Regions from separate parts of the Homo sapiens genome. Here region 2 is linked to region 1. Evidence: chromatin loops called from intact Hi-C (ENCODE). Cell type or tissue: breast epithelium. All regions are shown on one strand. Each heading gives the region's core, and the rest is flanking DNA. Links, peaks and the distances in the headings are about the cores only.

Region 1 (2,823 bases), core at 167-2,666:
CCTGAAACACTTTGCAATACTACCAAGTGCAGAGGGGCATTTGCGAAGATCAATCATGGGATACAGGTTTGCCCTGAGTGATGACATCGCACATTAATCAAACTTCACTTGGGGGCAGGAACTGGATTCTAAAAGCAACCTGAAGGCTGCCAGAACTCGGAAGACAGAGTCACCTTCAATCTTTATGAAGCCAAGGGCACCAACTGAGCAATCTGGAAAGGACTTTTCTAGTTATTTCAAAGCTTAAATATGTAATAAAATTCTTGAAAATAGGAAATGCCAACCCTTTGTTCATATAGCTGTATTTTAAAAAATTATCCTAAGGATAGATTGAGAGGTGTACACAAAGTGAAACATACCCATGGTCACTTCAGTGAACATTTATAGTATCAAGAAAGATGAAATGAAGCCAGTGATCAACAAGAAGTTTGCACAAATACATACACATATACACAGTGGGACGTTAAGCAGACACTAAGCCCGTATGTGGAAGAGTACGTACAGACGGAGGAAAGTTTTCTTGTGATATTGCTAAGGAAAAAGGCAGGCTACAAAACAGTATTTATTTTTATTTCTTAAAAAATATATTCACAGCTTAAAAAATGGACTTGGGCAAATGTAATATTCACTTGCCCGGAGTGGTAAGACTCCAGGTGACTTTTGTTTTCCCCTTTGTGATTTCCCACTGTCTCTAATCTTTCTGTAATGAGCATGTATTACGTTTGTAGTCAGAAAAAATGTCTAATAAACATCATGTATTAAAGAAGCCAAATCCTGTCCCTGTAGCACTCAGCTCAGGAGTTATGCTGCTTTGTGGCCTCAGTGTCATACAGGATCTCTAGCCTTACAGGATTTCAGAGACTTACCCTCTAAGCTTCTGTCCTGAGGGCTCTGGCACTGGCCCTGAGCAAGTGCATTGGGTTGGAAGATAAGCTGAGTGTCACCTCTCCTGGATACAGGTAGTTACCCTTCTCTGCAAAGCCAGGTGACGGATCTGATCTCATGTACCAGACCCATTTCCCCTGAAGAAACTTCTTCCCCAACCCAGTGGACTGCCTTGTAAAGGGTGTCCCTTGTCTCCACTGGGTGGGCGTCTTTGTGCTACGGGATGTGGTGATTGTCAGCCTTTCCAGGGACTTCCTCAGGTCTTCAGGCAGGAGGCACTAGGCAGGCTAGGACAAGCTTGTGCTTGCCTGAATTTGCCCTGGCAACACTCAGGGCTCGGCTTTGCTCCATTGTCATGCATAAATAGCAGATAATCCTTTCAGAAGTAGGCAGGATTTAAGTCTTATAGTCACCTACCCAGAGGGAGCCATTGGCAGTGCTCAGCCCTCTCTGTGCTGTCTTGCTTAGGATGTGAGGGTGTTGGTTAGATAGGCTCAGTGTTGTAACCAGCAGTCCATGGACTCAGTGATTCTGAAGGGCAGCTGCCTGTCAACCTTTAAAAACATGGTCATCCCACTCTGAGATGACAAGAGCCACTCCTCTAGGTGAGTCCCTTCTATTTGTCGACACCATCTGGTTGGTGCCTGACCCCAGGGGCACTGGCCAAAATGTGGGGCTAGTTTGTGCTCACTCTAGGAGCTGAGGAGAAAGGTGGGCACCCTGAGCTGGAGAAAGGCTGCTTTCACAGTACTATGCCTGGGAGGACAAAACCCTGGACAGATTCAAGTGCAACTGCTTTTGCTCCTCTGACCTTGTGACCTGAATGGGGAAAAGTGCCTCTGTGAGCATTGTCGGCGGGTGGTGCAGGGAGAGGGCAACATTCAAAGCTCTGCTGTGCATGTGTTCCCTTGGTTTTCTTGCCTTTCTTTCTCCCCCTTTGAAATGAAAAATAAAGCCACCTGTCAAAGCTGGTGATATGTTCAGACCTGTAACCCACACAGATTCAGGAAGACTTCAAAGTGGAAACTCCTCGGATCTGATTACATTTCATCACAGATGGTAAATTTATGCCCTGAGCCCCCACCTCTGCTCTGACTTCTGTACTTTAAGCTGGTGAATAGAATATACAGTGGTGTTGTTTGCAGACTAATGAGTTAAATGCCATTTATTCTCTTAAACTTTAGAGACTATCTGGATTTCAACAGAGATGAAAATGAGACTTAGCTTTTTTTGTAGATTCCGGGCTCTGAAAGACATTTGCCTATTAGAAGATAAAACATTCCCTATCAGGGTGTCTGCCAACTTGATAGCACTTTAACTTGTAAAAATGGAAATAAAAATAGTGCATAAGTCACAGGGCTGTTATGAGCAATCATTAAGTTATTATGTGCAAAGCACTAGGAATACCGCCTGAGACAAATTAAGTGTGGTATATGAGTGAGGTATTGTTTTCCTGAGGCATCAGATACAGATGAGGCTGGAAAAAGGAAGGTGAGTCTGTGTGCTGACGATGTATCTGTAACTGTGTATGCCCCCTGTCTAGTAAACTCCACTGGCAGCCACTCCAGGCACACCATGACCTGACTCCAACTTAGCAAAAGGAGAAAGCCCTATGTCACATGGCTTGCTTCTGCAGCAATTTTACTCCAGAAAACACTGTCATGTCGCCTCCTCAGAGAAGACCTACCCAACTTTTGCTGTCTGTTATCTCTGAACTTATATAACACACATATTCAGGGCCATGGAATTTGGTCTTGGGATTGGACTGACTAAAAAAGTGCTGTTATTTGACTTATCCTATGAGGCTCTTTTTACTGCTTCTATGAGAGGAGCCCATGGGGCTTCTCTGTTGTTGCACAGATCTGTCAACTTCTGATTGTTGTTCAAGGCTCAGATAAAAAGCATTTATTAAGAAAAGAGTAGGAATGACTTGGAAGA
Region 2 (2,823 bases), core at 270-2,769, 220 kb before region 1:
TATGCTGCTGCACTCCAGCCTAGGTGATAGAGTGAGAGTTTTCCTTGAGAAAACAAACAAACAAAAAAGATTAAGCTAGATTTTGTAAAAAGTCCAACCATATACTGCTCAGAGGAGATGCACTTTAAATATAAGGAGGCAAAACTATTGAAAGTAAAAGTATGGAAAAGCTATATTAGGCAAACCAGTAGTATACTGGAGCCAGCTATTAAGGGCTTGAAAGGTTGTGAAACATTCAGAAATTTTGACTGTTAAAACTTTGTTTTAACATTTACACCACTGATGCAAACCTTAATCAAAAGAAAGATGATATGGCTACACTATTACCAATCTTCTCTAAGGCAAGAAGCATTATACAGATAAATCCATTTCTTACTGATAAAATGATTAATCCACTATTATAGTGTAACAATTTGAAATTTGCTTACACTTAATAACATACCTTCAAAAACAGCAAAATTTGATGGAATTTAAAGAACATGTGCTGAACGTGCAGGTTTGTTACATAGGTATACATGTGCCATGGTGGTTTTTTGCACCTATCAACCCATCATCTAGATTTTAAGACCTGCATGCATTAGGTATTTGTCCTAATGCTTTCCGTCCCCTTTCCCCCCACCTCCTGACCGGCCTCAGTGTGTGATGTTCCCCTCCCTGTGTCCATGTGTTCTCATTGTTCAACTCCCACTTATGAGTGAGAACAAGGACATATATGTAAATTCACAATCATGATGGAAGAGATCAATATATCTTTCTCAATAAATTATAAATATATTGGAAGAATTTCCTGCCTATATGACACAAAGTGGGAGTGTTAGAACTTTTTATTTGTTATCTTCAGACTTTAAGTCTGAAACAAAGATATCCCAAACAGAGGCCATCATTCCACCTGCTTTTAACTGTTTAGCAAAGGCAATCCTGGGTATTTGATACAGGTAATGGCTACTCACGCATGTATTCATAGTCAGTCAAACATTTATTCAAATCCAACCTGTGCCATTCTCTGTTTCAGCTGTTAATTATACCACCATAATGTCTTTGCTATGAAAAACTTGGTCTAATTTGAGATGTAGACATAAACAAGATATTGCAGAGCAAAGCACCAAATATTCCATTATCAGTTAAGATCTTTCCCATTGCAAATAATAAAAACCTTGACTCAGATTTTTTTAAATGTTATTCATCTGCAACTTTTGAATTTCTACAATCATAGAAAGTTAGACATAGATAGACAGGACATTTATAATCAACTAACCAGAGTGCTTTAATTTTAACATTAAATATAACACAGCATAGGGACTTATTTACATTCATAGAGCAAAGTAGTTGTAATGCCTGAGAGGATAACACCTTATTCTTTATTGAATGGTGCTCTTGTTACACCATATTGCACACCTTGTTTCCCTTTTGAGCCTATTCTGTTTTGAAGCAAAACTTGTAGTTTCTTCTCTAAAGCAAATAATCAGGGTAAAAAGATTATATAGATGATTATGCAAGATTTTATATGTACTTTTAAATTTTTCTTCATTCTAAAATCTTTATCCATTTATAATCAGGTGCAATTGAGAATTTTCAGGACAAATAATAATTCATTTATTTATTCAACCGTCACATATTTATTGGTATTTATGTGCAAGATACTTTGCTAAGCCCTTGGAATTTAAGAGTGACTTTATTGAGTGCATTATCTGAAAGGGGAAAAAATAAACACATCTCTACCATAATAGTGATAAATGCTGCCATAGAGGTATGTACTAAGTAAGTGTATATAGGAGGAGATACAATTTATTGAATAATCTTTTATGGTCAGAAGGCTTACAAAATATGGCAAATATATCACAAGCTTTATAGAAATAAATGTATATGAGCCTGGGTGCATGTATGTGTATGAGAATGTGGGTAATTAAAAATGGCTGAAGGTAACTTTGGCAGTGACATAAAAACTAGACTCAATGCTGTTCAAGTAAAAGTAATTACCAGATCACTGGGAAATAGGAGAAAGACAAAGGTAGTCTCTAGTCTATTAGTAGGGAAGACCAGAATAAAAGTACCAGTACAGCTTAGGTAGAAGCCTATTTATGTTAATTGATGGAGAGACCTACTGACACCATCTTTGGACAAGCAGGAGAATGGATTGTGGGACCCCGAATGCCCTTCTTGCCCTTAATACCTTCATGAAGCAAATGGGGGTAGTTCTCTCAGCATATTATATCATTTGATCCTGTTATTCTGACCAATAATGGTTGCAACTGAAGGTTAGTCCTCTGGCCAAAAACAACTTAATATACTGTTCTGTGTAGTAGGCACTAGCCACATGTGGCTATTGAACACTGAAAATGTGGCTACTGAGCACTGGAAATGTGGCTAATCTGAATTAAGTTATGGTCCAAGTATAAAATACACACAGGATTTCAAAGACTTAGTATATAAAAAAGAAGTAAAACATATTACTAATTTTTTTTTACTCAACACATGTTAAAATATAAATTTAGATATGCTGGGTTAGATGAAATGTTATTACAGTTAGTTCCACCTTTTTCAGTTTACTTTCTTAAAGTAGTTACTAGAAAATTAAAAATTACATATGTTGCTTGTAATTGTCACTGGCATTATATTTCTGTTGGACAGTGCTGCTGCTCTACAGGCTGGACCAACAGCTCGTTAGGAATTGTGGTACAACAACTGCCTGATAGAGGTGCCCCATGTTGAATGGTGACTGGTAACCAATCAGATTCTTTCTCTTGTGGGGGTGCGGTTGGCACACACACACACACACACACACACACACACACACACACACACACACCAGGAGAGCAGAGAAGA

What was found. A loop is a pair of places that touch in the nucleus more often than their neighbours do. Peaks named below come from ENCODE experiments on the same cell type or tissue, not always from the same donor. Only the 100,000 strongest peaks of a DNase experiment are listed, where the experiment ranks them.
Region 2: a loop joins it to region 1, with 14 times the contacts of the local background. A loop is called at or near these places in 1 of 110 quality-filtered maps.

Annotation. Positions count from the first base shown.
Region 1 is chr2:19,227,310-19,230,132 of GRCh38, reverse strand. No RefSeq gene overlaps it. Among named protein-coding and RNA genes, the nearest start is that of MIR4757, 120 kb to the left of the region's middle. RefSeq lists enhancers at 971-1,517, 602-1,801. In breast epithelium, for the core only: no CTCF peak of the experiment used is centred there; a DNase peak (open chromatin) is centred at 1,182; H3K27ac peaks cover 611 bases.
Region 2 is chr2:19,451,272-19,454,094 of GRCh38, reverse strand. No RefSeq gene overlaps it. Among named protein-coding and RNA genes, the nearest start is that of LINC01808, 16 kb to the left of the region's middle. In breast epithelium, for the core only: no CTCF peak of the experiment used is centred there; no DNase peak of the experiment used is centred there.